2 separate regions of the Homo sapiens genome follow, and region 2 is linked to region 1. The links are chromatin loops, found by intact Hi-C in ENCODE. Cell type or tissue: sigmoid colon. All regions are shown on one strand. Each heading gives the region's core, and the rest is flanking DNA. Links, peaks and the distances in the headings are about the cores only. Region 1 has its middle 30 kb from the start of LINC03055. Region 2 holds the start of LOC105374901 (a long non-coding RNA gene).

What was found. Peaks named below come from ENCODE experiments on the same cell type or tissue, not always from the same donor. Only the 100,000 strongest peaks of a DNase experiment are listed, where the experiment ranks them.
Region 2: a loop joins it to region 1, with 2.2 times the contacts of the local background. A loop is called at or near these places in 5 of 110 quality-filtered maps.

What each region holds. Positions count from the first base shown.
Region 1 is chr6:6,907,926-6,923,514 of GRCh38, forward strand. No RefSeq gene overlaps it. Among named protein-coding and RNA genes, the nearest start is that of LINC03055, 30 kb to the left of the region's middle. RefSeq lists an enhancer at 10,877-10,926. In sigmoid colon, for the core only: no CTCF peak of the experiment used is centred there; a DNase peak (open chromatin) is centred at 7,996; H3K4me3 peaks cover 759 bases; H3K27ac peaks cover 986 bases.
Region 2 is chr6:6,751,971-6,767,559 of GRCh38, forward strand. The region is part of intron 2 of LOC101928004 (a long non-coding RNA gene); the gene reads right to left. LOC105374901 (a long non-coding RNA gene) reads right to left here and starts at 7,332. Exons shown (of 2, transcript NR_187807.1): 1 at 6,985-7,332; 2 at 1-555. LOC124901254 (a long non-coding RNA gene) reads left to right here and starts at 7,386. Exons shown (of 2, transcript XR_007059436.1): 1 at 7,386-7,525; 2 at 7,831-8,024. In sigmoid colon, for the core only: a CTCF peak has its summit at 7,403 (motif pointing right); a DNase peak (open chromatin) is centred at 7,381; H3K27me3 peaks cover 467 bases.

The DNA of each region.
Region 1 (15,589 bases), core at 4,110-12,109:
ATCTTGACCGAGGGTGACTTTGGCAATGTCTAAGGACACTGGGTTGTCACGACTGAGGAGATACTACTGGCATCCAGTGGGCTGAGGCCAGAGATGCTATAAGCATCCCACACCAGCACCCCCACAAAGAATCACACAGCCTCAAATGGCCACAGTGCCAAAGCTGACAGACCATGGCCTACCCACTGTGCTATATTAGGTTATAATCCTTTTTTGGTTTGCTTTAATGTCAAGGTATTTGTTAGGATGTCTTTGTTGGAATAGGTTATAGGCATGTCTCTTTAAGATTTACCCTTGATATATTAGAAAAAGTAAGTTCTGCTCCTCCCCCCAGTTTCCTTCATCTCTCTTCCCTTTCCTGAGTTGGAATAAAAGAATGATTAACTGTTTGGTAGAACATTCATTCTGGGAGAACAGTATGTTGTACTTGGATGTCCTGTGATGAGCTGTCCGGTTCTGGGTTTGACTTGGTAGGATACATCCAGGCAGCTTTGCAGATATATATAAAATAATTATCATAGGAGGTTAGAGAAAAGAATTCTCATGATTTCCTTGGCTCTTCCTGTACAGTACATTGAAATATCATACCAATTCTACAGTAGTTTGAGAAAAGCACAGTGCAGGGCTGCAAGCTGTATTTTCAGCTTTTATAAAAGGTCTTTGGGCCGGGCAAGGTGGCTCACACTGGTAATCCCAGCACTTTGGGAGGCTGAGGTGGGAGGATCGCTTAAGCCCAGGAGTTCAAGACCAGCCTGGGCAACATGGCAAAACCCCATCTCTACCAAAGGAAAAAAAAAAAGAAACAATTAGCCGGGCATGGTGGTATGCACCTGTAGTCCCAGCTACTCAGGAGGCTGAGGTGAGAGGATGGCTTGAGCCCAGGAGGCCGAGGCTGTAATGAGCCGAGATCATGCCACTGCATTCCAGCCTGGGCCACAGCCAGACCTTGTCTCCAAAAAAAGTCTTTGAAGCCTAGAGGCCCACTTATTTGGGGCAATGCAATGGTTAGCTCATATGCATTGGCCTTTGCGTGTGAGCCAGGGGAAAGCAGCACCCCAATATCAGGATGCAGCTTTTCCTTCTCCCAAGATCCACAATCTTGTTTCTCTGAGGTTAATATGCCTACATCCTAGACAAGGAGGAAGGCTTTCTTCCTGTTTGTTTATGAATGGAAAGCGTGCTGGCAAATTAAAGAATTTTTTAAAAGATCCTCCCCTCCCCCCAAAAAAGACCTACAGGCAAGTTTGGAAACTTCTAGAAGGGTAGAGCAGAAAAACGCTTGGAAAATCAAGGCCATGAATGGGGCTGTTAATGTAATGCAGGAGAAGTCCTGCCGGGACGGAGAACTGTGGGAACAACTTATAACTTTCCATGTGGCCTTAGGCTGGACGTGAAAATCTGATAATGACGATTTTTAAGCACGCAATGAGCAGAAACATCTGGAAACACGTCTGTGTGCTGGTTGGCAGGTACAAATGCCCTGACTGAGAAAAGCCATGGGAGAGAGCCATGGATGAGCAGTCCCAACATTGCAGGGACCCAGCAACCGTCGGCCCCAAAGCCCTGTGCTCTCCTTTCTCCTTCAACTCCACCTTCCAGCCGCAGAGTGAGGGCCAAACACTCAGAACCTAAATGTGCAATGTGATCCAGTCGCTTAGAGTGCTCTGGGGATCTTGTTGAAAGGCAGGTCTGGAGGGGGCCTAGGACGCTGCATCTCTGCCGGGTCCCAGGTGGTGCTGGCTCTGGCGAGCCCTGCCACTCCACAGACCTCGCTTTGAGTAACGAGGATCTAACCAGGAAGGGAAAGGAACCCCACACCCCGACAGCGAAGGAGCCTCATGAACATTTGCTCACCAGCCCCATTTTCTTCCCCGTTCCGACACATTCTCCGCGTTGCCGTGAAGTCAGAGAAGTCTTCCCAGATGCAGAATCGGATCACATCTCGCCCCTGTCCTTTGCCCTTTGCCCTTTGCTGTTAGAATGAAGTCCCAACTCCCAGCTTGGCATTTCAGGACTCCGGGCAGCCTGGTGCCAGTTGCCCTGTGGAACCATCACCTTCACCTCTCTCTGCTCCACTACAGGCAACTTCTCCCTCGGCTGAGCAGCCCAAGCTCTTCCACACCTTCTCTCCTTCTTCCCCTCTCCATCCTTCATCCGAGATGTCCTCCTCTCTCCCCACCACTGAACTCCTCCTCACCCTGTGACACCCTCCCCTCCAAAGCCTTCCCGGCCAGGCAGTTGCTTCCCATAGCCATCTTTAAAGACCTCTGATATAGTGCATAGGCCACTGCATTGATATGTTTTATGATGCTTGTATGTTGCCCCCTAAACTGTGAAACCTCAGGAGCAGAGACTGTTTCATATTTGGGCAATCCCACATCTTCACACAGCACTGGGCACGTGACATACACAAAAACTTAAAGAAGGGAAGGAATTAAGTATCACATCCATTCCCATCTCTCTCCTCCCAGCACATCCCCTTTTCTTCCCAGGCCTTCCATGCATCTTTTTTTTTTTTTTTCGAGACAGAGTCTCACTCTGTTGCCCAGGCTGGAATGCAGTGGCATGATCTCGACTCACTGCAACCTCTGCCTCCTGGGTTCAAGCGATTCTCCCGCCTCAGCCTCCCGAGTAGCTGGGACTGCAGGCGTGCACCACGATGTCCAGCTAATTTTTGTATTTTTAGTAGGGACAGGGTTTCACCATGCTGGCCAGGCTGGTCTCAAACTCCTGACCTTAAGTGATCCACCTGCTTCGGCCTCCCAAAGTGCTGGGATTACAGGTGAGCCACTGCACCCGGCCGGGGTTGTATCTTTGTGTGGCTTTAAAATATTCATGATAAGAGCTAACTTTTCTAGCATGTTAGACCTCATTCTAAGCACTTTAGTCTTAAGGCATTTAACCTTCCTAATGATTTCCACAGCTCTACCAAGTTATCATTGTCGTTCATTACTGTTCCTGTTTTAAATGTGAGGAAACTGCAGCACAGAGAAGGCAAGTAACTTGACCAAAGCCACACAGCTAGGAAATGCTTGTGCCAGGATCTAGACCCAGGAAGTGGGATGTTAAAAAAAACAGGATGCATCTTTGGCAGGGCCTGATAATAAGAGAAATGAATCACAACTCTGTCCCTTGCTCCTTGCCATGCTTCATCCTCACCCAGCTTCCGAAACAAACAGCCCTCAGGCAAGCTTTTTCTTTGTAGTGGATGCACCCTGGAGCTGGACTACGTCCCGGTGTGTCCTTCATGTGGTGCTCACAGCCCTCCTATGGGCCATCGGAAATGTCATATGTGGCAGCCTGTCAATCATTCAATGATAAGGGAATAGGGAAGGGAGCACGGAGCTCAAACATGTGTTTGCAACCAAGTCGAGGGGTGTGCGAGGGAGGGTGGGCACTGCCCTTGGGCTATGAACAGCATCCCACAACTTCCAGGCAACACGCACAGTGCCAGAGCCATACTGAGTTGGCCTGCAGATTTCACAATGTGAGTCTCTTGACCCCAGTTGGGTCTTGGTCCAGGTGTAGCATCCATGTTCACTGTCACAGAGGGGTTAATGAGAGCCTCAGTGGATGCCACCATCCCAACCAGGACCTTCCAAAAAGAACTTGAAGCAGACTAGACAGCTGGTGTCGGGGCCAGTGGGGCCTGACTTCCCCACTTGCCATTAGAGACACCCAAAGCAAGGAGGTGGATAGCCCTACCACTAGGTTGGCTGAAGCTTTGAGAGGTCTCAGGTGCGATTCAAAGTCTGCGTCTGTTCAGCCCTGCTTCCTCCCCCTTCATTGGCCTAGATTGCTCGTAAACTTCATCTCAGCGTGTGGACAGCCCAACCTGCAACAGGCTGGACTTGGAATAGGATATCTCCTCCCATGTTCTTGCTCCCCTCTTTCTCCTTCATGAAGCCTGCATGTTACAATCCCTCAGCCACACAAAACTAGTTTGTGTCTGCAAAAGACCACGCATATCTGTGTGTCCTCACTTGGGCTCATTGCGATCTTCCCTTCCCCTCCTTTTCCTGCATCATCTACCTGGCAACCTTCTCACCTTCCTATGCGGCTCAGCTCAATGGCCTGACTCTCCTAGCTTTCTTTTTCTTTTTCTTTTTTTCTTTTTGAGACAGCGTCCCACTCTGTCATCCAGGCTGGAGTGCAGTGGCACAATCACTGCCCTAAGGGATTTGGGCCCTTATAACAGAGATGCTTGCTCCTTCTACCACATGAAGAAACGATGAGAAGACAGCATTTATGAGACAGAAATAGGACGCTCACCAGACACTGCATCTGCCGGCACCTTGACCTTGGACTTCTCAGCCTCTAGAACTGTGAGAAATAGATTTCTGTTGTTTATAAGCTGCCCAGTTTAAGGTAGCTTTAGTATAGCAGCCTGAACAGATTGAAAGAGCAGAGAACAGCCAAAAGAGAGTTTTGATAACTGGCTCCTTCCTTGAAAAGGAGATTTATAGATCTGTGGCATTAAGTTCATAAGATTCATACCTGGAAGGAGGAGGAGGGCAATTTATTCAACAAATCCTCCCTAAGCACTTCAGTGTGCCCAGCCCTGTTCTAGGCACTGGGGATGAGGCAGGAGCTTACAGTGGTGGCCCCGTTATGGTCCAATGTAGCATTCAATTAAACACTAGTGCAACATCCAAAAATATATTTCATTCTCTACTGTTGTTTCTCATAAAAACACCAAAGAGGGAGTGTCCATTCATTATCAGAACTGACAATTTAAATCCTCTTTCTCATCGCCTCCATTTGCCACTCTCACACCCAGCAACTGCCCCCAAATCCCCCCATGCAAAACGCCCAACTCCCCACAGCCAGTTCGGCCCCTCCTGTAATGGAGAGCAAAAGGCAGCAGCAGTGACAGAAAAATAAATAGGTCATTGCCTAAAGTTGGCTCCCAAGTCAGAAAGGGAAGTGCTAGAACCCAGGGCCCCAAAACAGGGAGCGGAGCCCCACCAGCTACCATGCTTTACATTTTTTTTAAAGGCAGAAATAAATCTTCAGGAGGCCACCGACTTCATCCTACATCATGGCAGCGAGCTGCCTCTTGGGGAAAGCTAACTCCAGATGGTGTTTATCAAGGAAGATGGTGAGAAGGAACAGCAGTGTTTATTGTGAGAATGTAAAAGATCCTTTGTCATTGTTTATTGGCCATTCCTGACACATCGAATGACTAGTGTGTACTTTATTATTCTGTTTGATGGATATTAAGGAGAAAAAAGTCACTCATCAAGTGCTGAAGAACTGCCTTCTGCCTAAGGCACTCTATGAAGATGTAAATTTGATAATAAGTTCTGCCAGACATTTTCAGCCCTTACGAACCAGTGAGCTGGACAGCCTTCCTTCACCACTTGATCCAGGGCTTAAAGAAACAGAAGGGCAATTGCCTGAACCCCTACCAACCTCAGGAAGTATTTGTTTTGTTCCTGCTTTTTGGCTACCTCACCACCTATGCTAATAAGAATAGCTACCATGTATTGAAAGAGTACTATGTGCCAGGCAGGGTGTCTGCCCTCTTCCATGGATAGTTCTCGGTCAACATGCTTAGATCCACCGCATTCAAAGATGAGGAAGTCAAGGTTCAGCAGTTTCCATGGCTTGCCCGAGGTCCCGCAGCTAATACCAGAAGGAACCATTTCACTGACGCAGGAGTCAGTAGCCCAGCTCCCTGGGGTGCCCAGCCACCCTGCACCTTGGGACAGGAAGAGGGGCAACCCTGCTTTCTGTGCAGATGAATTCATTCACAGCTCACAATAAGGCTTTGCCCCTGCAGCAAACTCCACCAGGTGAACCCGACAGCTGATCACTTTCATGGGGAAAGAACATCACTTTTATTTTATTTTGTTTTATTTTTTAAAAATTATAAATTACAAAATAGAGACAGAGTCTCCCTATGTTGCCCAGGCTGGTCTTAAAACTCCTGGGTTCAAGCAATCCTCCCACCTCAGACTCCCAAGTAGCTGGGACCACAGGCACGCACCACCACGTTTGGCTAGTGTTTTTAAATTATTCCTGTAGAGACGTGGGTCTCGCTCGTTGCCCAGGATGGCCTCAAACTCCTGGGTTCAAGCAATCCTCCCACCTTGGCCTCCCAAAGTGCTGGGATTACAGGTGTGAGTCACTGCACCCAGCCAAGAACATCATTTTTACTAGTTAAGATACCAGAGGGAGACAAACTGAGTTGATCTGGAAGCTTTCTAGACAGTCACTATCAGAACAAGATGCAAAACCCCAAGCTCTGCTGTTTCTAGATTATTCTTTGGCACATGTAACCTCTGAATCTCTCATGGGAAAATTCAATCCCTCTGCATTTTGCCAACCCTGAAATTGACTCAATCCCATTTTAAATGTTCACTCTCCCACCCCAACCCCTGCAACTTTCTGAATAAGTTAATTTTAACAAGGGGAATTTTGCTTTTCTTGTTAAACACATATGTAAAAGATGAGCTGTCTAATTGGTGACAGGTTATTCCAATATTATTGTAACAAAAACCATAGATCTCAGCTATTGTAATTCTTCTAAAAGTGTATTTTGTTTCTAATATTTCAATATAAATCTTTCAAGTGTTTGAGACACAGTGCTGCCTGCAGACAATTGAGGATGGAATATACAGACAATTAGACCTTACCCCTTGCAGTTCAGCATTCACTTTGGAAATAAAAAGCCTTTTTAAAACATTAGTATTGAAACAAGTTTGGGGGGCAGGTACTTTCCTTTTGCATTTATTTATTTATTTATCTATTTATTTATTTATTTATTTATTTATTTATTTATTTATTTGAGACAGGGATTCTCTCTGTCGCCCAGGCTGGAGTGCAGTGGCACAATCTCTGCTCACTGCAACCTCCATCTCCTGGGCTCAAGAGGTCCTCACACCTGAGCCTCCCGAGTAGCTGGGACTACAGGCCTGCACCATCATATCCCACTAAACTCTTATTTATTTTTAAACAGAATTATAACAGTAGTTTAACGGAGACATTTAAAAATTCACTTAGAATTACACCAATCTGACAAATAAGTTCTTGTTATTTTCCCTTCCAGACGCACACATAATTTCCCACCTCTGCAATCCTATCCTGTATGTTTTCAACACTGCTGAATAAAAATATCATTAGTTTTTGTGCATATTATTAGTAAGGGCTTGTTTCTCCTCCAGCTAGCAACACCTAGTAGCTGGGTATCTATGCATCATATTGGGTGCATAATAAATATGCACCTCAATTCATTTGAGGTGCATCTGATGAGTATTTATGCTTTTAGCTTGGTCACAATTCTTTCACATCCATTATTTCATTTCATTCTTACAGTAACTCAATGAGGTTTTATTATTTTCATAAATGCAGAAAATAAGATAGTAGGTTGTACTGTGGCCAACAGGGACAGCTTTTCTCTAAAGGATCAGGTAGAGAGTGAACTCTGCTGGCCATACGGTCTCTATGGCAACTACACAGCTCTGCCATTGCCCTGGGAAAGCAGCCCCAGACCATATGCAAATGAGTGAGTAGATCAGTGTTCTAATAAAACTTTATTTATAGATCCTGATATTTGAAGTCATATCATTTTATGTATCATGGAATACTATTCTCCTTTGATTCTTTTAGACATTGAAAAAATGTAAAACCACTCTTAGCTTGTGAACAGTACATAAACAGGCGGTGGCCAGATTGCCCCGCCTGTGGGCAGTAGTTTGCCAAACCCTGGCCCCCTGAATTAGGATGGACCATGAAAGAGCTCTAATTGGATTGTTTCTGCTTTCATGGGTGAGAAATCCCAGCCTCCAGAAGGCAGGTAGTTTGCTGTGGCCGGGTAGAACTAGAACTCAGATATTCTGAGTCTTAGTTCAGTGCACTTTCCACACGAAGGCACTGCTTAAAATGAAAGCAAATAAAAAGCCAGTTAAAGAGAAAACTGCAAAAACTGCTCAGCATTTCACCCAAAGACAAGAACACCCCGTACTGGCTGCTCGGCCGTTGCTACTTTTGCAGACAGCTTTTGGCATGCTTTCAGAGGGCTTGAGAAATGATCACTGGTTAGGCAGAAATCGTTCCAAGAAACAGACAGTGACTTTTGCTCTGCTACTTCCTTGCACTATTACAATTTAACTCCTCTTCTGCCTGAGTTATGAAATCCGTAAAATAAGGAAATTGATATTATCATTTTACCGTTTACGATAGTTTCACTCTTTATACCAGCTCTAGCAGTCCAAAAATACAATTCCACTTTTTCTTTTCCAGGTAAGGGCTAGCAAAGTGGTTGCATAACAACCACGACAAAGCAGCTGAACTTTCTCCATCCCTTCTGTTTGCTGGAGCTCTGAGTTTCCCCTAGCCTCTTTCTCTTTGTTCTCTACTGTTTCAGTAGGAACAAAACCTCACTAGCTGGAGGTGATAAGGCAGAGGAAAGGTGAGTCCACCCCTCCCAAAAATCAGACATTCTGACAGCTGGAGTAGAGACCACGGCTGTGTGTGTGTGTGTGTGTGTGTGTGTGTGTGGGTGTGTGTGGGTGTGGGTGTGTGGGTGTGGGTGTGTGTGTGTGATGCCACACTTCCACATGCCTGTGCTCATGGAGAGAAAATGGAGACAGAGTTAAACTTTTGGGAGGAAGGAAAGCAGAAGGAGGCAGGCAGCACTTGGTATAACAGAGTAGAAGTCTACCTAGCCATAAGTTTCACCTTGCCACGTGGGCAGAGAAAAGAACACTCTGGAAGTTCTTTCCTATTCCCTGTACTGTTGCCTCCATTAGCCTCTTACTTGATTCGTTCTCAGTGGCCTGCCCTGTCTCTCCGGCCTGGCTGCCCTGAGTCATCAGTCCAGACAGAAGGCCCTGGGGGCCAAGTCACTTCCCAGGCCTCCCTAGGCCCCTCGTTTGTGCACTGTGTGCTTGGTCCCACCTCCCCTGCAGAGCACCCCACCTGCGTGCTAGTCCAGTGTGGGCCAATGTGTGAGCGTCTGCAGCCTCCCCTCCTGGCCTGAGAGCCCCTGAGACCAGGGACTGCATTCACTGGACCCATCACTGGGTGCCAGCCCCTAGCAAAATGCCTGGAACACAGCAACAGAAACTGTTAAATGTTACAGAGCAAGTGAGCCGGGTTCCAAAAATGAAAAACTGAAAAATAGAAACCCACACTTTCTAATGAAGACTCTGTGTTGGTCACATAGGGCCTGCTGCCCTGGTGGGAAGCTGGACTGAGCTGGGGTCCACTGTGATCTCCAGCAGGGCAGAAACAGCAAGGGCCTTAGGACTCAGGTAATAAACAAGCCCTGACCTTCTGGGGGCGACAAGGATCATTAAGGTTATTCTCCCATTTGCCCACGTTCCACCTGGTGGAGGTGCTCAGTTGGCGAGAATCTTTGGCTCTCCTAAGACCCAAAGGCTTCTGTGAGGTGAGTCAGTGGGGAACGTGGCCTTGTCGACAGAGTGCACTGGCATTACCTGAGATGAGATCCGGGGGGAGTGGCCACAGAAGTGAAATGAGTAGCAAACTACACAGCCTAGAGTCATGCCCACAAGATGTCCTTTTTCCTGCAGGTTCTCCATCCCTAAAATTAACATTGTTACCATCTTTCTCCCACTTCACCCCTCAACTTGGAATATTGTCTAGCAAATACTGCATTGCTGCTTTATTCAGTCACTTTCTTACATTACCACTTTCAACATTTATTAAGCATCTACTATGTGACAGTCACTGAGCTGAGTTCTATGGAGAAAAGACAGAGGAAAAGCAGATTGGCTGCCCCAGAAGCTTGTAGTCAGTCTGGGGAAGTGGAGAAGTTAAATTACCCATTTGTAATCAATAGAATTTTATTAGGCACCTATTAAATGCCAGACACAATGAGAAAGTAGGTTAAATGAAATAATGAAGCCCATAATCCAGTAAAACTGATAAACAAATATGCAAATAGCTATGATACATTATAAGATGCAATATGGTTGGAATAAATGGGTATTAAGCATAAAAACTTCAATTTGCCTGGAGGTTGGGGAAGCCTTCACCATATGAGTTTTTAATTGAGCCTTGGAGAATGAGGGGGAAGCAGTGGGGGCGGCGGGGAGAAGCAGAGGGAGAATTTGGAAGGAGGGGCCTTATGGACCAAGTGTATAGATTCGGTAAGAACCCAGGCCTAAAATACTATTATTTAGAGAATGCCAAGTACACATGGGCTTGGGGGAACCTGGCAGAAAACACGGGAAAGGGGTGCCAGGCTAAAAATAAAATTGGTAATGTACCCCACAAGCAATGGAAAGCCAAGGAAGGCTCTCAGGCCAAGGAATGCAACCACCATGCTCAGGTTGAAGAACAACCATTGACTGAAAGAATTAAAGGTCAGTGTGGGTGAAAAACCAAGTTAAAATTCTAAAGCAAATATTTTGACTCCCATTCAAGTGCTCTTTCCATCACACAAGTCAACCAGGACAAGGCTCAAAAAGAAGCCACCAATCTTTGACCACTGGAAAGTAGCTGGGACCTTCCAAAGGAAGAGATGGGAGGCGAAGCTGTGAGCACAGAAACGTGGGAAGTGACATGTATTCCCAGATAGTGGCCTCTTCCAGGGCAAGGACCATGTCTTACCAATCCGTGCATGGAAGCATCTTGCAAAGGCAGGTGTGAACTCCCTGGGGAGGATTCTCTAGAGAATGAGCAACTGCAGGCTGAGCAGGAGCGTGTGTGTGGGTGTGGAGAGAGGTATCCTCCACTGCGCTGGTCTTTCATGTGGGGTAGCCGAGATCTCCTCCTCACCGCCATCTGCACAATAAGCCTTTGCAATTTCAAAGCACCATCCCACGTTTTCTCACATGTAACTGGCTGGTGGAGCAGATGTTGATGGGGAAGTCCTGCTGAAATGACTAATCACTGTCGACTGCACTGGAAAGAGAACCCAGGCTAGAAGCCAAATAAGGCAAAATGACATCACAGCAGCTTAAGAAAGAAAGGACCATTCATGTCTGACAAGTGTGTGATATTTGCGACTCAGAGCTTTATTAACAGCGACGGGGCCCCAAAGCATTCCTACTTGTCCATCATATAAAAATTTAACAACAATTGGATTCCACAAGTCTTATCAAATACACACACAGACTGTAGTAATTAAGATCCTTCAGGAATTATATTTTACATTTAGTCCTACGTCTAAATTGAAAAAGATTTTCAGATCACTTTCGTGTGCACTGTAGGCTCAACTGTTTTTTGAAACTGCTTTACAATAACACAAATTGTGAGTGTTAACATAATAGATGCAATAATGTCTAATACATTGTTGCTAGGCATTTACAAAAAAGCCAAGCGCTATTAAAGTATGTGGTCAAAAGATTACAATGTAACTGAAGCCACATAATATGTTATAATGAGTATAAATTATGCATTTAATTTTAAAGGTTAGCTATATGTTTAGTAGAGTGCTTTAAAAGCAAAATAATCTGATGACATAAACTTGAGTCATGCAAAAGCAAGTTGGTAAATATCGCAAAATATGATGGAGAACAATTTGGTCTCAGCTCTGGACACCCTAGTACTTTAATTGATAATGTGTCTTCTGGTTTTTTGGTTTAGGATGTTTTGGCATAAATGAAAAAAAGCAAATCAGAAACTTGTTTTATTCCAAGCAGCTGGGGGTGTAGATCTTGACTGTAATAGGCCACAAGGGTCCAGTTACACCAAGACCCTCAAAGAATTCCAAACCTTATTCAGACTGGGCATGCTCTAAGCCACCTGGTAAGGGTCACTCTGACACAAAACCTAGGATTCCTCTTGTTCCAGAATCCCTGAGCTTACCTTGGAGAAAGCAAGGGTGTGTGTGTGTGTGTGTGTATGTATGTGTGTGTGTGCACGCATGCCCATGCACACCCATTCCTCTTTAACTCTGCTTTCTTAGTCAATTGCAATATCCCGCCAAGGCCATGTTAACTCCTCCCTGCCTCTAATGTGGCTCTTTCCTACTTCCACCCAGTGCTTCTGCGACGTGGTTTATCTGCCTCCTTTACGGGAGACAGGGCATTTCAACTGGTACTAACCCTATCAACCATCCCTCCTCACCGGTCCACCTCCCCGTCGCCTCCTTCCAGCGGCATCTCCTCACCCTGCCTCATGCACTGGGGCCACCTCTGCCAGCTTTCCATCATGCAGACACCTCCTCTCCCGCCTCTTTCTTCAGCTTCCTGCCTCTCCTTGGAGAAGACATCTCCTTCCTCCTGCCTTGTCTCCCCTGACCCCCACCATTCAGTGGTGACGATGGGTGTGGCCGTCCTTCCCTTTCAATTCCAGTCCGAGTTCTCTGCCAGTAAGTGGCCTCTCCCTATGCCACCCATGTAAATGACACTTATCAGAGTGTTTCTGCATCATACCCAGCCTGGCCACTGCCAGCGCTCACCCAAGCCTAACTCAGCACCTGCTCCCCTAGCAAATCACAACCTTTCCAAGATCCACCTCTCCCCAGGGGCCATCTTGTTCCCTAATAACCTCCAAATTTCTGATCTCTGTTCTCACAAGGTCCTTCAATTACTCAACCTCTTTATACAACTGGCAGCCCTTCAACCCTCTCCTGGCTATACCGCCAACTCATTCTCTCTGTAACTCACAGCCAGTGCTACTGTTGCCCTTATCAGAGCTCTGCATTCCTCCTACCAATGCCAGTATTTAGCCATGATGGCCAGGTCCCACTCTCCCATTGGTTATGAACTCCTGCCTTAAGAACTCCTAATAGAGTCCACTGTGTTGGGAGTACTGGGTACCTGAGCTGTGTGGTGATACTGAGTTGGGGCGCTCCTGGGCACCACGGCCTCCTCAAGTCCACATGCAGGCCCCTGTGATGGGAGAGAGGCCTTGTAAAGACCCACTCTGCAAAGAAAGGGAATGAGGCAGACATGCCCTAGAGATGACAGAGCCTGGGCCAGTGCATGAGGAGCTGCCAGACAGCTTTCAGGTTCCCATGATGTCAGCCTCCACTTCCTCCTGTTGAGCTCCCCGTGGGTCCCCTGACACCCTACAACAAATCCCACTTCACTTAAGCTAAGTAGGTTTTTGTTTCTCGCCACCAAGCCATCCTTGACTGAGATACCTTCAACACAGCTGCGGGGTCGTCCCTCCCACCCACTTGCTCAGTCTTTTCCCCTGCGGAATCTGCTTGCCTGTTTCTATTGATACAGGCACACACCACACAGAGCCTTAATTTTCACTTGAACAAATGCTGCCTGGCTTTGTCCCAAAGAGAACAAGAGGCAGCCCCATGACTTAATCACACAACAGGTGAGCCAGTCCGTGCCAACGTTTACACCAACTTGTCTCGGACCTGCTGGAGTTATCTGCCTGCCGGAGTTTCCTAACAAAAATCCTAATCACTGGCATTAAATTGTGGAATATCCCAGAAGTTTGCAGCACCCCGGCTCCACAGCAGCAGGAAGCACTCCGGCTTTGAGGGTAGAGTTGTATGCGGAAGGATGACCACAGGGTAAAATGTGTTCAAGCAAACATTCTTCATCTCAAATCACTTAGAACTTCAGCAATAAGATGAATGGTTCCTATGGCAATGGATAAGCCCCAGGTGCCAGCAGAAGACTGTAGCTTTCTCAAAACTCCTTAGGACAAGGGTACCTACTCTCTATCACCCCTGTGCACTGGCCACATTTCTTCTTTCAGCTTTGGTCAAAAGTAAATGTTCTCTTGCACATTTTATGACATTGTCTAGAACATTCTCTTCTGAGACAAATTCACTTCTTTTCCTCTTGGGGGTTTCTGAGTGTACGCTATCTCGTTGTTCCTAAAGATAGGATGCGCCTACAACAATTTTGGATTTTTCCTGTCCAGTGTTGCAGTTTGGGGATATGGAAGGAGGTTGTTCCCATGTGTTTCATTTGATTTGGATCATCCTGTCTTCCTCTCGCTCTCCCTTGCCCTTCACTCTTCCCAAGCTCCCATCCTGTCGTTCACGTTCAGATACGACACGAACCGTCACACAGCTTGTGGATGTGAATGCATCCTTTTAGCAGCACCTCTAAATGAAAGGGGCACACTCGGGGAAGCACTCAGTTCTAACAAATGGAAGGTGGTCTTCCCCGCTGGACAGAATAGACTGCTTTGAGAACCCAGGATCATGTTACACAGTGATGTCCACTGTGTATCCTTTCCTGCAGCCTGTCCTTTGAGGGGCCACACTTTGACATAAAGACTGGTATGCCACATTAGAAAGAGCAAAAACATGTTCTCTATGTTCTTTTTTTAAAAAATTTTCTGGTTGATTCACAGAAGCAGTAATGACCATATGTATAGATATAGCTTCTATGGTACATATTTTTTAATGTGAATAAGAAATAAAGTGATACTGATGGGAGCATGATTTGCATTACACATATTGTCTTAGTCCATTTTGTGCTGCAATAACAAAATATCTGAGACTGGGTAATGTATAATAAACAGGAATGTATTGGCTCATGATTCTGGAGGCTGGGAAGTCCAAGATTGAGAAGCCAACATCTGGCAAGGCCTTCTTGAGTCATCCCATGGCAGAAGGCAGGTGGTAGGGGAGCCCTGACTTGTTTTTTTAATAAAGAACCCACTCCCAGGATAATGAACCCACTTCTGAGAAAATGGCATTAATCCATTCATGAGAGTGGGGCCTCCACGACCCAAACACCTCCCATTAGGCCCCATCTACAAACATCACTGCATTGGGCTTCAAGTTTCCAACACATGAGCTTTAGGGGATATATTGAAACCACAACCCTATCATGCTTGGTTTTATCATGATCACAAACAGGCACTGGCACTGTGCAAGGAAGAGAAAAGGCTGAGTGCATTCATAGGCACGTTTGGTTTAAGTGGCCGATGGTCCAGGCGCCATCTTGCTTCTCTACTCTCCACTGGGGGCCATGAGCTTTGTTTGCTACAACGTACTTTCCTTATTTGTAAATACATGGATTTTTATTTCCCATCTTGTATGCTGTATAGGCTTTCTCCTGTGATATTTAGGATTGTTTTTGCCCATTTTGATTAAACAATTCAGTTTTAAGTTTTCAGTAACAAAATATATCAAATACCTTTACAATGGCAATGCCTGCAAAAAACAAATAATTTGTGGGAAAGTGTCTCCCTTTTTTAACCATTGAAATAATTATTTTTTTATCAAGTTGACACTTAAGGAGCCATGAAAAAGAAATAATCATTTTTTAATTTAGATTTTCATAACCCAAGGTTTCTTGGGAATGTAGCCATGGCCTTATTGCAAAACAGAGCATACCATGAAATCTCAGTTATCCAGAACGGCATTTTCTAGTTAAGCAAACATTGGATGTACTATATGCAAAGAAGACTAAGTTAGCAGTCAGGATACCTGACAATCTATCAGGGCATCACTGCCAGACAGAAATACTGCGTGCAGAGACTGTTCCTTTTGTTCTAATTCTCTGTACGTCAAGCTACCACCTGCCCACGTCTCTGGCATAGCACAGCAAGATCAGCCCACTAGATGGAAGGGCCTTGGGCAAATGACTGGCCCTGATTTTTAAGCCACGTTCCTTCCAGTGGAAAATAATTTCACTAACCTAGAAAGGTATTCCGAATTTATTAACTAAAATATTAGTTTTTC
Region 2 (15,589 bases), core at 2,435-10,434, 160 kb before region 1:
TCACACCCATGTCCAGGGTGGCTGGACAGAGCCCCTCCCAGTACTGCCATTCATTTTGCATACATGTTTGGCTGGCTAGTGGGCAGGATTATGTCTGAGAAAACCTCCTTTTAATCAATCTGATGCTTGCCAGCCAAGGAGCTGACAACTGTGCAAAGCACTGAGCCATGGGGCAGTGTTCCGTTTTGTCTCCTCTGGGCAGCTGACAAGATGGAGTCCCTCGGAGGTGAGAGGATGGTTTCTAGAAGCACAGGAATTCTCAGTAGTGGATTAAACTGCAATGCAGACCTTCTGCATCCCCAGTGGAGAGTCAGAAGCCTGGGAGGATGCTAAGCATTCCAAGCAAGCAGTCTTCCAGAAAACTGCCAGCTTCCCCACAGCAGCCAGGGTGATGATGGGAAGAGTTGCTGCAGTCCTCGGCTTCAGCTTGTCCAGGAGCCGGCCCAGCACACCCAGCAGACTTCCCAGAGAGCAGGGGCTGGGGGATGGGAGGGGACCCAGTCCCCTCAGACTTCACAACAGATAGCCACCTTACAGAGAGGCCCATGAAATACACTTAAAAGGGAGGAATAAGGAAGGAAGAAAGGGAGGGAGGGAGGGAGGGGGGAAGGAAGGAAGGAAGGAAAGAAGGAATCTGTCAACAGCTAAGCTATGTAAGAAGGCTCATGCTAGGAAGTCTATATTTTTTACAATGATAAGGATGCCAGTTTGTCTGGGACTTTGCTCATCAAACCCTACTCATACCCCCCATAAAATCCCTTGCCTTCTCTATCGCCAGTTCTTAAGGACTTCATTTTTTCACTTAGCCGTTAGCCATTCGTGAACCTTACAAGTTGTGTTCTGAATTCTACCTTAGCTACTAAACCATACCTAAAGATACTGGCTCAGGAGCCAGCTCAGTCTAGTCTTATCCTGACTGTCCTGACACTGGGCCGTGAGCAAGTCTCTCAGCCTGTGGAGGGGAAAGGTGCTTGGAAGTCAGGCAGCCCCGCCTGGCTGCAGACACCACACAGGCTGTGCAATGGTGATATATTGTGATTTAAAATAAGAAATGTGTATTTTGGCCTATGTCTCTGGTTTCTGGAACAGAACTCCTAAAAGAAAGACAAACAAACAAACAAACCAACAAACAAAACTTTGTGATTTCTTGAGCAATAGGAGAACATCTTTTGTTCTAACGTTTGGTCTTTGACATGGTTCTCAACATAGAGCTCCTAAATCCCTTGGAATTTCCTGGGTGATAGGAGTGCTTTTGTTCTAATGAGGCGGCCCTTGGTGTGCTCCTGAGTCAGGGCTGGTCACCAGCAAGACCAAGCTATGATTAGAAGCTTGGAACTTTCAATCCCAACTCTCATCCTTTGGGGAGACTGAGGGGCTGGAGATTGAGTTAATAATTGACCATTCCTACATGATGAAGCCTCCATAAAAATTTCTGAACTCTGGGGCTCGGGGGGCTTCCGGGTTGAGGAATAAGAACACACATGTGTGCCAGAAGGGCGGCACACCTGAGAGGGCATGGAACTTCCTCGCCGCTCCCCCATACCTTGCCTTCCACCTGGCGGTTCCTCAGCTGTATCCTTTTATAATAAATGGGTTAAAGTAAGCAAAGCCTTGCCGTGAGCGCTGTGAGCCATTCTGGCAAATGATTGAACCTGAGAAAGAGGCTGTGGGAGCCTCAGATTTGCAGCCAAGTTGGACAGAAGTTGTTTGTAACCTGGGCCCTACTACCTACAATTGCAAGAAGTAGGGGGCAGTCTTGTGAGACTAAGCCGTTAATCTGTGGGATCTGACACTATCTCCAGGTAGATGGTGTCAGAATTGAATTGTATTGTGGGACACCCAGTTGGTGGCAGAGAACTGGTCAATGTGCCAAAAACCCACACATCTGGTCACAGAAGTGATTTGTGTGGTCAGAGAGAGTACAGAGAAGGAAAAACAGTCAGTTTTTCCTGTCTTACTGATGGTCACCAAGGTTTCACCCCATGGCCTTTGGGGACCTGGGGTTGAAAGAACAACCATCGGGGGTCCTTGAAGCTATCTTCCTGCTAAACATTATCTAAAGCAGTACATCCAATATGGCAGCCACTAGCAACGTGTACCCTTTGAGCACTTGACATGTGGCCATTGGGATGTACTGAAAGTGCAAAAGAAAAAACCACTGGATTTTGAAGATAGTGTAAAAAAATAAGGTAAACTATGTCGATAATTTTTTAGCATTGATTATATGTTGAACTGATAATATTCTGATTTTATTGAGTTAAATGTCATATAGTATAAAATTATATTCACCTTTTTTATTATCATAAAATACAAATATCATAAAATTTACCTTTTCTTTTTTTTGAGACAGAGTCTCGCTCTGTCACCCAGGCTGGAGTGCAGTGCCACACTCTCGGCTCACTACAACCTCTGCCTCCCGGGTTCAAGCGATTCTCCTGCCTCAGCCTCCTGCGTAGCTGGGACTACAGGTACCCACCACCGTGCCTGGTTAATTTTTGCATTTTTAGTAGAGACAGGGTTTCACCATGTTGGCCAGGCTGGTCTCCAACCCCTGACCTCATGATCCACCCTCCTTGGCCTCCCAAAGTACTGGGATTACAGGCGTGAGCCACCGTGCCTGGCCAAAATTTACCATTTTAATCATTTTAAGTGTGCAGTTCAGTAGTGTTAGGTACATCCACATTGTTGTGCTACCATGACCACCATTCATCTCCAGAACTTTTTCATCATCCAGAACTGAAATTCTACGTTCATTAAACAATAACTCTTCATTCTACTTTCTGTCTCTATAAATTTGACTCCTCTAGGTAATTCATGTAAGTGGGATCATAAAGTACTTGTCCTATTGTGACTGGCTTATTTCACTGAACATTGTCTTCATGGTTCCTCCCTGGTGTAGCATGTGTCAGAATGTCCTTTTTTTAAAAAGCTGAATAATATTCCTTTTTCTGTATAGACCACATTTTGTTTATCCATTCATCTGTTGTTAGACACTTGGGTTGCCTCCACTAAGGGTGGTTATTGTGCATAATGCTGCTATGAACACAGTGTGCAGATGTCTGTTTGAGTCCTAGCTTTCATTTCTTTTATTTTATTTTTTATTTTTTTATTTTTGAGACGGAGTCTCGCTCTGTTGCCCAGGCTGGAGTGCAGTGGTGACATCTCGGCTCACCGCAACCTCTGCCTCCCAGGTTCAAACGATTCTCCTGCCTCAGCCTCACAAGTAGCTGGGATTACAGGCGCCTGTCACCATGTCTGGCTAATTTTTGTATTTTTAGTAAAAACTGGATTTCACCATGTTGGCTGGCTGGTCTTGAACTCTTGGCCTTGTGATCTGCCCGCCTCAGCCTCCCAAAGTGCTGGGATTACAGGCATGAGCCACCGCGCGCAGCCCTAGCTTTCATTTCTTTTGGGTATATACCAAAAGCAGCTGCACCATGTTACATTCCCATCGACAGTGCACAAGGGTTCCAATTTCTCCACATCCTCAGCAACACTACTTTCTGTTATTTATTTTTAAGTTTTTCATAGAAACCATTCAGAGAAACCATGGGTATGAAGCAGTATCTCATTACGGTATTTATTTGCATTTTCTTAATGATTAGTGATGGATCGAGCGTCTTTTCATGTGCATAGTGACTATTTGTATATCTTGTATGGAAAACCACCTGTTTCCTTTTACTTTTTTTTTTTAATGTGGCTACTAGAAAATTTAAAGTTACATGTATGGCTCACAATGTATTTCTACTAGACAGCTCTAGTCTAGAGCAAATAAAGGTACAGCTCCTACCATACGGACTGTTTTAGCAATGGAAGGAATCCTGTTATTTAGAATGTGGCAAATGCAGTTCCAATTAATTATCTCTGAGTTTCTTTCCAGGAATAATATTTTATGGTCTCTTTCTCTCTCTGCTCTAAGGACTTAACCTACTGCTTTCATGTCAAAGGAGAAGAAAGGAATCATTCCCCCATACAACGTGGAAGACCCAAAGGTTCAGGGGATCCCTCATCTCTGTAGAGTGGACTGGCTCTTCTGACTGGGGGGTGTCTTGGCTTCAGAGCTCACCACTGTCCTGTACCTGGGGGAAGAGGCATCCATGCATATAAATTAGGCTGATAAAAGTTTGCACCTTCTGAGGTTCCAAGGGAGGGACGAGATACCATCAGAATCAAGTCCCTCAGGCTGGGCACAGTGGCTCACGCCTGTAATCTCAGCCCTTTGGGAGGCCGAGGCGGGCGGAGCACCTGAGGCCAGGAGTTCGAGACTAGCCTGGCCAACATGATGAAACCCCATCTCTACTAAAAATACAAGAACTAGCCGGGTGTGTTGGGTGGGCACCTGTAATCCCAGCTACTTGGGAGGCTGAGGTGGGAAAATCACTTGATCTGGGAGGCAGAAGTTGCAATGAGCCAAGATCATACCACTGCACTCCAGCCTGGGCGACAAGAGCGAAACTCCATCTAAAAAAAAAAAAAAAAAATTTAGTCCCTTGGTCTTGGGGTGGAGACTGCAAGTTTGTTCTGCTAAGATAAATGCATTTCTTGATTCTACAAGCCATCCCACCCACAGAGGCTGCTCCTAACAGAGGCTGCTCCTAACGGATTCCTGGGAATCTCATGCTACATTTAGTAGAAGAAAGCTGTCATCATTTTCCACCATTGAACAGTTATAAGAATGGGGTAGGCTCCAAAGTTACTTTTCATACGTTTTCTTATTTCCTCTGAGGAAACAGCATCACCAGCCCAGATTTCCTTCCTTTTATCTTATTTAAAATCTCGCAAAGGCATGACCCACCATCAGGATTGAGCTTGGCACTTACAGAAAACCCACAAATGCTGTGACCTAGAACTTAATTTCAAAGGTAGAAAGAAGAAAAAGAAGAAATTTTGTGGAAAAAGCAAGAACTATCATGATGTCTGTCACTTTTTCTTTCTTTTTTCTTTTTTTTTTTTTTTTTTTGAGACAGAGTTTTGTTCTTATAGCCCAGGCTGAAGTACAATGGCATGGTCTCTGCTCACTGCAACCTCTGCCTCCCAGGCTGGAGGGATTCTCCTGCCTCAGCCTCCTAAGTAGCTGGACTACAGGCGCGCCACCACACCTGGCTAATTTTTTGTATTTTTAGTAGAGACGGGGTTTCACCATGTTGGCCAGGCTGATCTCGAACTCCTGACCTCAAGTGATCCCCCGGCCTTGGCCTCTTGAAGTGCTGGGATTACAGGTATGAGCCACCACGCCTGGCTGTCACTTTTTCTTTCTAAGAGGAATACATTTGCAGCAGACCAGCCTTTGCAATAGCTGTTAATGTGGCTTGAAAGGAAAATGAGGACAATATTTTAATGTCAGATAACAAAGTGGAAACCAGGCAACACTATGATCTGGTCACCTATATGAAAAGATAATGAAAGAGTAATACGAGGTAGAATATATTTGAATGTATTGAAGGAAAATGCTCTGTAAACATAGGCTTTATAGTTTATGTGTAAAATATAGCTTATAGAAATGTTATTTGCTGGCCAGGCGCAGTGGCTCACGCCTGTATTCCCAGCACTTTGGGATGCCAAGGCAGGAGGATGACCTGAGGTCAGAAGTTCGAGACCAGCCTGGGTAACATGATGAAACCCTGTCTCTACTAAAAATACAAAAAATTAGCCAGGTGAGGAGGTGGGCTCCTGTAATCCCACCTACTCGGGAGGCTGAGACAGGAGAATCACTTGAACCTGGGAGGCGGAGGTTGCAGTGAGCCAAGATCGTGCCACTGCACTCCTGCCTGGGTGACAGAGTGAGACTCTGTCTCAAAAAAAAAAAAAAGAAAGAAAAGAAAAAAATGTTCTTTGCTATCTAGATTCATATAAATACAGGGGACTTGATATCTTGGAAATAATAGTAACTCATGCCTTGATAAATCCTTTTATACCCTAAATTTTTGACCCTGTAGTAGAATCATCTAATTTCTCTGTAAAAGAACCATCGAATTTCCCTATAATAGAATCATCTAATCTCCCTAATGTCAGTGTCCTCATCTGAAGAATTAAAGATATAATTTGCCCTACAAGATTTGGGGGATTTTTGTAAGAACCTATTGAAATAATAGATGTATGAACATTCTAAAAAGTTACAAGTGAAATAAAAATGATTTTATAAGAGTAGTTCATTATACTAGATTTCCTATCACACTGACTAACACTGATATTCATGGAAAGAAATGAGAACCTGTACCAGCACTGTTGAAGACTGAAACAATATGGGATTTCCATCCATCCCACCAATTTACTTGGATCATCTTTTTAGGAGGCTTACAGGGAAGTTGTGCATCATATAGTTTATATTTAATATACAGAAACTTTTCTTTAAGGCAACCTGAGGCTGGGCGCGGTGAGTCACACCTGAAATCTTAGGACTTTTGGAAGGCCAGGGCAGGCAGATTGCTTGTGCAGGAGTTTGAGACCAGCCTGGGCAACAGAGCAAAACCTCATCTGTACAAAAAATACAAAAATTAGCCAGGTGTGGTGTGGTATGCGCCTGTAGTCGCAGCTAATAGGGAGGCTGAGGTGGGAGAATCACCTGAGCTCAGGGAGGTTGAGGCTGCAGTGAGCTGTGATTGCACCACTGCACTCCAGCCTGTGTGACAGAGTGAGACCCTGTTTCTAAAAAATAAAGAGACCTGAGTGAGGGTGGGAGAGAGTTAACCAAAGAAAACTGAAAATAATACTAGAACCTTCGCTATTATGGGCAGAAAGTTTCCTGCAAGCAGCAGCCAAGTTCCCAGAGAGGAAAACAGTGTGTGTCTGTGTGTGTTTAGCTTCATAATCACAGAACGCTTAGGTACTATGTTCTTTTCTCCAATCTTCCTTCTTTCCAAAAAAAAAGAAAAAGAAAACGAATATGGATGCAAGCAGCAGAGGTCTCAGAAATCTTCAGGCAGTTCTGCCTGAATTGCTAAAGCAGGGAGTAGCTGAGGGCCTTGCAGCCCATTCCTCTAGTACCTGTGGCATCTGGGGCCTGCAGCAGGTGTGGCGGTGACGCGGGTTGTTTGTTTTCCAGGGTCAGGTTGGCCCATTTCTAGCCCAGGGCTCTGGGTAAATGTTTAGATTTCATTTTCTGTCTGGTGTTCAACTCCTGGGCGTCAAAGGCAGGCCCCCTGCATGCTGCTGCCCTCCCACGTCCTTTGTCTCCTCCCCGGGGCTGGTGGGAACACTAGAGGTGAGAGGAAAGGGGAGGGGAGGGAGTGGACGCTTTGCCGAGATTCCAGCTCTCCTCAAGAGCCGCTTTCCAGGCACAGCATCCTCCTCTCCCTCGCCCTCTCTAAGGAGGGCTAGCAACGCCCCAGTACTGGGAATGGGGCTTGTTTACACAGCTCATTATTCTCGCTTTGCAGTTGCTATAGCAACCACCAGGGGTCAGTTTCTAGAAGGAGAGGAAGTTCCCTTTTGGGGAGTTAGCCTTCCAGCCCCTGTGCAAAGCGCAGCTGAAAACAAAAGCCGTAGACACCCATGAAGGAAACACATGGAAAAGCTTCCTATGACCGTAAGCATCCTTTAGGGCAAAAACCACTCAGAGACGCCACGTCTCTCCCTTGCTGAGAGTCTCCAGCACAGCTGACGGCAGAATGAAGGTCTGACCCCCGCACGGGCCAGGCTTTCCTCTCGCCCCACCCGATCCTCTCACCCCTTTGCCCTGTCTTAACGGCCTGAAGACATTCGTTGGTAGTTAAGATGACAAGGGCGGCTACCTGGGTTCATTTAAAGTGATAAGTTTCATTAATATTCTGTATTAACTGAGGACCAGGAAGATCTCTGTGAACTGGTACGATTCCCATCTTCTTCCTGAAGGGAGACGCAGCACCGCATCAGAGCAGCGCGCCCATCTCAAGATCCACACCCACGAGAGAAGAGCCGCGCTGCTTCTGTAGAGCTTGCTGGGAAGACCCCCCCAGGACGCCTGGCCAGTAAAGAGTGGCCAGCACTAACCTGCTTAGCTAACTTGATTTAGCAAACAAAAAATACAGATGCCTAGTTAAGTCTAACCTTCACAAAAACAAGGAATTTTTGTGTAAGTCTTCCACGTAGCATCTGGGCCATATATACAGTAAGTCTGTGTAATCCACCATAAGCCAGTCCTTGCCCTCCTCCTCACTGCTCATCATCGCCTCCAAAAACGTATAGCAGATTGTATAGCAGATGTATAAGTTCTCTCTTACAAGCAAATAAAGTGCCAGCTTACTGTTCAGGATGATCTAACCCTTGGACTAGCAGGCTGATCATGAAAAAAATGAAAGGGACTGATTTACATATATGCAAATCAGAGGCCAGGCTAGCCAGACATGTGAGTTCACTAATTTTCCCTCAGATATAAACACCAGCATGAGTTACTTGATTGGTAAACAGAACTCATTTTGTGAATTATCTAAAATCAGTAAAGGGTAATGATTTCTATTTGTTTGAAAGGAAAAACATTTGTACTGTATATGTTTAAAGGAATAGACCAAATTTGTTTCAGTGCTACACACGTACATGGAAGAAAGTCATATTTGCATTTATCAAAGTCACACTCTTCCCAGCATTTCTTTTGCTAAGGTTTTACTTCTTCACCAAGAAGGGTGGCTCAGTGAAAGTTTTACTGAATTTTGTGGCAATTCTGGAAAACCTAGACCGTTGTAATCCTGTGTTGACCCTAAATCCACGAACCCAAAACTTAAGGCAAAAAAAGTTAAGCATAAACTTTTATGAAAATAGCAGCTGTAATATATTCCATCAGGTCCCCACCAACTCAGACTGCAGACTCCCACAAGCTCTAATCCAAAACAGGTAATTAAAACTGTGAAGCCAAACATCAATAAAAATGTTCTCACCTGTTGCTAACTCTAAAAATCTCAATATAGATTTCAGAGAGAAAAAGTGTTGGTTTTAGAAGCTGATCCTTCTAAAGCCCAGAACACTGAGTTCTAATTTTGTCTCTTCAGTGTCTGATTGTGACCTCTGTGGAAGTCTGTAGAGAGTTCTGACTTGGTCTCCCCGTGGGCAAAATGCAGTTACTGAATTTTATGTGTTCTTCACCTAACCGAAAGTGTGTAAGAATGTCTATACTTAACACTGTGAGCGCTTCAGACAAAAGGAAGTACAAATGTGATTTCTGCTCTTCACCTTTTAAGCAACTTTAGAAGTTGGAATCAGTTGGTTTAAAGCACTTAGAAATAACTTCATTTTGGAAACCCTATTTTCATTTATTTAAACCAATAGTCCCATAGTCCTTTCTTAATCGTCAATAAACCCCTACGTTTGAAGCTCAAGCGGTCTGATAGTATCTCTAACACCATTCAACAGCTATTAGATGGGATAATCACCTGTTTATCCTCATGTCACTAATTCAAACGCTAATTGCACTCTAGACTTGGTTTATTCCCTTACTGAAGCCAGACCAGGTGTGCAAGACCCTAGAAGTATGCTGCGGTGTCATGGAACTCCAGTTTCCAGTAGTACAGACAGAACACACGCACCCTTGCACAAAAATCAGCATGTCGCCCACAACTGTGAAAAATTAGTAATTACCTAAGTGACAGATCACAGGGAAGTAAACCAAAGGAAACCAGAGCACGTATCATGCAATTAAAACATTTGTGTATACAGTTAAACACGAAAAAAACAACCATATTGAGTTAAACATAAAACTGTCTGGAATTGGTGGGTTCTTAGTCTGACTTCAAAAAGGAAGCCTCAGACCCTCGCGGTAGTAACAGTTCTTAAAAGTGGCGTATCCGGAGTTTTGTTTCATTATTACGTTTGGGTGTGTTCCGAGTTTTTCTTCTAGGTGGGTTTAGTGGTCTTGATACCTCAGCAATGAAGTTACGGACCTTCGCGGTAACTATTACAGCTCTTAAAGTGGTGCGTTTGGAGCTTTTTCCTCCCACCAAGGCTCAACAGCTTATATTAGCTTCGAAAGTAAAGCTACAAACCTTCGCAGGGAGTGTCATAGCTCACAAAGGCAATATAGTCCCACATAGCAAAACAACAAAACTCCCACAAAGCGCGAGACGACCCGATACACGTTCCCACTAACCAGCTGGGGGCAGCCTGCTTTTATTCTCTTATCTGGCCCCACCCACATCCTGCTGATTGGTCCATTTTACAGAGAGCCGAGTGGTCTGTTTTGACAGAGTGCTGATTGGTGCGTTTACAATCCCTAAGCTAGACGCAAAGGTTCTCCACATCCCCACTAGATTAACTAGATACAGAGTGTGGACACAAAGGTTCTCCAAGTCCCCACCAGAGTAGCTAGATACAGAGTGTTGATTGGTGCATTCACAAACCCTGAGCTAGACACAGGGTGCTGATTGGTGTGTTTACAAACCTTGAGCTAGAGACAGAGTGCTGATTGGTGATTTACAATCCCTTAGCTAGACGTAAAGGTTCTCCAAGTTCCCACTAGACTCAGGAGCCCAGCTGGCTTTACCCAGTGGATCTCGCACTGGGGCTGCAGGTGGAGCTGCCTGTCAGTTCCCTGGCGTGTGCCCACACTTCTCAGCTCTTGGGTGGTTGATGGGACTGGGCGCCGTGGAGCAGGGGGTGGCACTCGTTGGGGGAGGCGGGGGCTGCACAGGAGCCTATGGAGGCGGGGGAAGGCTCAGGCATGGCGGGCTGCAGTCCCGAGCCCTGCCCCGTGGGAAGGCAGCTAAGGCCCAGCGAGAAATCAAGGGCAGCGCTGGTGGGCCGGCACTGCTTGGGGACCCAGCACACCCACCGCAGCCGCTGGCCCAGGTGCTAAGCTCCTCACTGTCGGGGGCGGCAGCGCTGGCCGGCTGCTCCAAGTGCGGGGCCCGCCAAACCCACGCCCACCCGGAACTCTAGCTGGCTCTCAAACGCCGCGCGCAGCCCCGGTTCCCGCTCGCGCCTCTCCCTCCACACCTCCCTGCAAGCTGAGGGAGCCAGCTCCAGCCTTGGCCAGCCCAGAAAGGGGCTCCCAAAGTGCAGCGGTGGGCTGACGGGCTCCTTAAGTGCTGCCAAAGTGGGAGCCCAGGCAGAGGAGGCGCCGAGAGGGAGCGAGGGCTGTGAGGACTGCCAGCACGCTGTCACCTCTCAAAACTTATGTAAACAATATGGGAAAATATTTTGCACAGAAAAAGAAAAAATATGCTGGGAACTAAAATAAATCAATTTTTAAAGTACTGATTAAAAGCAAAGACAATCGTAGGAGTCAGGGATACATCAGAAGTTCCTGCTTTTTACATTCTGGAAGAGAAAAACAAAACACAAGTACAGAACTCATCAATAAGATATATTTGTAGAGTGATGATCTTAAGAAAATTTACAAAGGGCTATGGGGAAAGGGTCTGCTTTAGTTTGGGTGTTGAGGGAAGAACTCTCACAGAAAATGCGAACAATGAGAAGCCCCAAGATAGGAGTGGGCTTGGCATGGTGGAGGAATGGGCACAGGTTGGAGTGCAGTGAGCAGGGAGAGTGTGGTAGAAGGTGTGTTTGGAGAGGCCCCGGGAAGAAGCAAGGGACAGGTGCAAGGGTGGAGGGAGAGACCAGAGTACCCCGCTAGGGCCAGATGTGCAGGATAGAGCATGGGCTAGGGTGGCAACCATGGAGATGGATTCAGGTAATTTTTTGAGGGTAGAACTGGCATGAATTGCTGATGAACCAGATTTGGGGTGGAGGAGAGATGGGAATACTGAATCAAAAGAGAAGAATCTCTTATGACTCCTAGATTTTTGGCCTCAACAACTGTATCGTAGTTCCACTCATCAAGCTGAAAAGGACTCGTGTAGGAACAGGTTTGTGGTGGAATTTTTTATTATTATACTTTAAGTTCCAGGGTACATGTGCACAACGTGCAGGTTTGATACATAGGTATACATGTGCCATGTTGGTTTGCTACACCCATCAACTCATCATTTACATTAGGTATTTCTTCTAATGCTATCCCTCCACCAGCCCCCAACTCCCCGACAAGCCCCGGTGTGTGATGTTCCCCGCCCTGTGTCCAAGTGATCTCATTGTTCAATTCCCATCTATGAGTGAGAACATGCAGTGTGTGGTGGAAAATTAAGAGTTCTGTTTAGACAATTTTATGTTTGAAATGCCTGTTAGATATCCCAGTGAGGATGTCAAGTAAGGAGTCAAGAGGCTCTGAAGTCTGCCTGTCAGGGAAGCATCAGGGCTGGAAATATTTTGGAAGTCACTTGCATGTTGATGGCTTTTAAAGCAAGATACAGTATGGAACAATGTAGACAGACTACACAGAGAAGAAAGGCATCCCACAGCAGAACTAGAGACTGGGCTCAGGAGAAAGAGCCAGTAAAGAAATGACAGCAGGCACAGTGGCTCACACCTGTAATCTCAGTGCTTTGGGAGGCCGAGGCATGAGGATCACTAGAGACCAGGAGTTGAACACCACCCTGGGCAAGATCCTGTCTCTACACAAAATCTTTTTTTAACTAGCTGGGCATGATGGCATGTGCCTGGAATTCTAGCTAATTGAGAGGCTAAGGTGGGAGAATCATTCGAGCCCAGATGGTTGAGGCTGCAGTGAGCCAAGATCACACCACTGAACTCCAACCTGGATGACAGAATGAGAAGCTGTCCCTAAAAGAAGAAAGAGAAAGATAGAGAAAAAGGAAGGGAGGGAGGAAGGAAGAAAGAAAGAAAGAAAGATAGTGAATTAGAAGGAAAGCTAGGCGAGTATGGCATGCCAAAACCAAGAGAAAAAATTTAAGACAAAAGAAAACAGTAATGGTATGAAATGCTGCTGAAAGTTTGAGAAATAGTGAGAAGTTACTATGGTTTGGATAATTGTCCCCTCCAAACCTCATGCTGAAACTTATCCCCAATATTGGAGGTGTGGCCTAGTGGGAAGTGTTTGGGTCTTGGTGTGAACCTCTAATTAATGCCCCCCTTGGGGTGAGGGAGTTCTCATTCTATTCGTTCCAGAGAGAGCTGGCTGTTGGAAAGAGCCTGGCACCTCCCCCATTCTTGCTTCCTCATGTGCCATGTGATCTCTGCACATTCCCCTCCCATTCACCTTCCGCCATGAGCCTGATGCCCACAGCTGATGCCCAATCTTGAACTTTTCCAGCTCTTAGAATTGTGAGCCAAATAAACCTTCTTTCTTTATAAATTACTCAGCCTCAGATATTCCTTTATAGCAACACAAAACAGACTAAGACAGAAGCTTCCTCTGGTTTTGGCAACACGGTGACCCTTACAAGATCAGGTTCAGTGGAGTGGTAAGAGTGAGAAGAATGGGAGGGGAGGCAGTGGGTTCAGTGACCATAGATGACACACATGAGTGACCCTTGGAGCAGATCAGAGAAACAGGCCAGAGCTAGAGCTGTGCCAGCTGGGTCAAGGGAGAATTATTTTAGGGAATGATTTCAGAGCACACTTGAATATTGGTAAGAATGATCTAGTAGAAAGGATAAAAGAGATGGTGGAGGAAAGAGAGAAAAAGAAGAGAGATTACTGAAAAGCAAGCAGGATGGAATCCAGAGAAGGTAGGATTTGGCCTTGATAGAAGCAGGGAAATTTCATCCATCATAGCAGGAGAAAAGACCAGAAAGAACTGGCATAGATGTGGGTAGACCAGGAGATCTGGAGGGAACAAGGGAAGGGGGTTCCTTTCTGATTGTTTCCATTTTCTTGATGCATCCTAAAACAACATTGATAAGGTTTGTGTCTGTGCCCCTACAAAATCTCATGTTGAGTTCTAATTCCCAATGTTGGAGGTGGGGCCTGGTGGGAGGTGTTTGGGTTATGCGGGCAGATCCCTCATGGCATGGCGCGATCCTCACAATAGTGAATGAGTTCTCCCAAGATCTGGTTGTTGTACAGTGTGACACCTCCCACCCCAACTCTCTCTCTTGCTCTGGCTCCTGCCGTGTGAGACACCTGCTCCCCCTTCACCTTCTGCCATGATTGGAGGCTCCCTGAGGCCCTTAACAGGAGCCAAGCCAAGGACCAAACGCAGCTGTGTTCCAATAAAACTTTATTTATAGGCTGGGCACGGTGGCTCACGCCTGTAATCCCAGCACTTTGGGAGGCCGAGGCGGGCGGATCACGAGGTCAGGAGTTCGAGACCAGCCTGGCCAGCATGGTGAAACCCTGTTTCTACTAAAAATACAAATAGCCGGGCATGCTTGAACCTGGCAGGCAGAGTTTGCGGTGAGCCAAGATCGCACCGCTGCACTCCAGCCTGAGAGAGAGAGCGAGACTCCATCTCAAAAAAATAAAATAAAAAAATTTTAAAAAACTTTGTTTATAAACGCTAAAATTTGAATTTCAGATAATTTCTATCTTCATAAAATATTCTTCTTTTGATTTTTTTCCAACCATTTAAAAGTAAGAAAACTGTTCTTAGTTCATGGGCCTTATACACACAGGTGGCCCACAGGCTGTAATTTGCTGACCTTTGTGTTAGAGGAAAACATGCGGTTCTTTTTCGTGACAGACTGGGAAGTGAGTGAAGCCTTTGGCCAGGGCATACCTCTCTTGGACAGCGTGAGGTGGTGCGGCCATCCAGGTGCAGGGTCTTCTGAGCCATGTCAGAAACAGTTAGGGCTTCTTGCCTCCTGCTAGCAGAGATTTATTTCTCCTTTCAACTTGTATTTTCCAACTTTTCTTTAAAAACCCTGTATTAATTCCGGCATTTAAAGGTTCTGCGTATCTTGCAGCAGAGAGAAACAATTAGTCCTGTACAAGTGACCATCTGCACCTCCAGTGCTGACTCAGGAGTTGACAAGAACCCAAGCCTCACTGAGGTTTGAGTGCCAGCTTTGCAACCTTAGCTGTCTTCAGGTTGTGAAGTTCATTCCAGTCATACTGAAATTTCAAGACAGTTAATCTATAACTATTTTGGATTAGGAAATATTATAGGCATATTTTACTAATTGAATTGAGAATACCAACATGAAAAATTCTTTTTAACATTCTAATTTACTCTCAGATTTTTTTAAAACTACTAAATTATTTTTAAATCCTGTGTATCTTCATGTGTAAGAGAGAATATGAAAATAGTTTTAAATAAATTGATAGAACCGAAAACTAGGGAAAATTCAGACAGAGAAAGCATGGAGAATATAATTTCCTGTTAAGAACAAAGGAGGTGATAACAAAGGTAATTTAATTATAAGACCAAGATGAATTTAACATAATGTTCAAATGTTCATCGATCACTCATTCCAAGAATTTTAAAAGAAAATTTTAAATAAATAATTTTTTTTGGAGGGGGGGATGGAGTCTCACTCTGTCTTCCAGGCTGGAGTGCAGTGGCACGATCTTTGCTTACTGCAACCTCCACCTCCCGGGTTCAAGTAATTCTCCTGCCTCAGCCTCCCAAGTAGCTGAAATTACAGGCACTCACCAACCACCATACCCAGCTGATTTTTGTATTTTTTTAAGTAGAGACGGGGTTTCACCATGTTGGCCAGGCTGGTCTTGAACTCCTGACCTCAAGTGACCCACCCACCTTGGCCTCCCTGCTGGGATTACAGGCATGAGCCACCACACCCGGCCAATAAATTAATTTTTTTAACCAGTGTAAACTCTCTAATTTTTTAAAAGATAGAATACTGTTGTTTTTTTTCAGGCACATTTC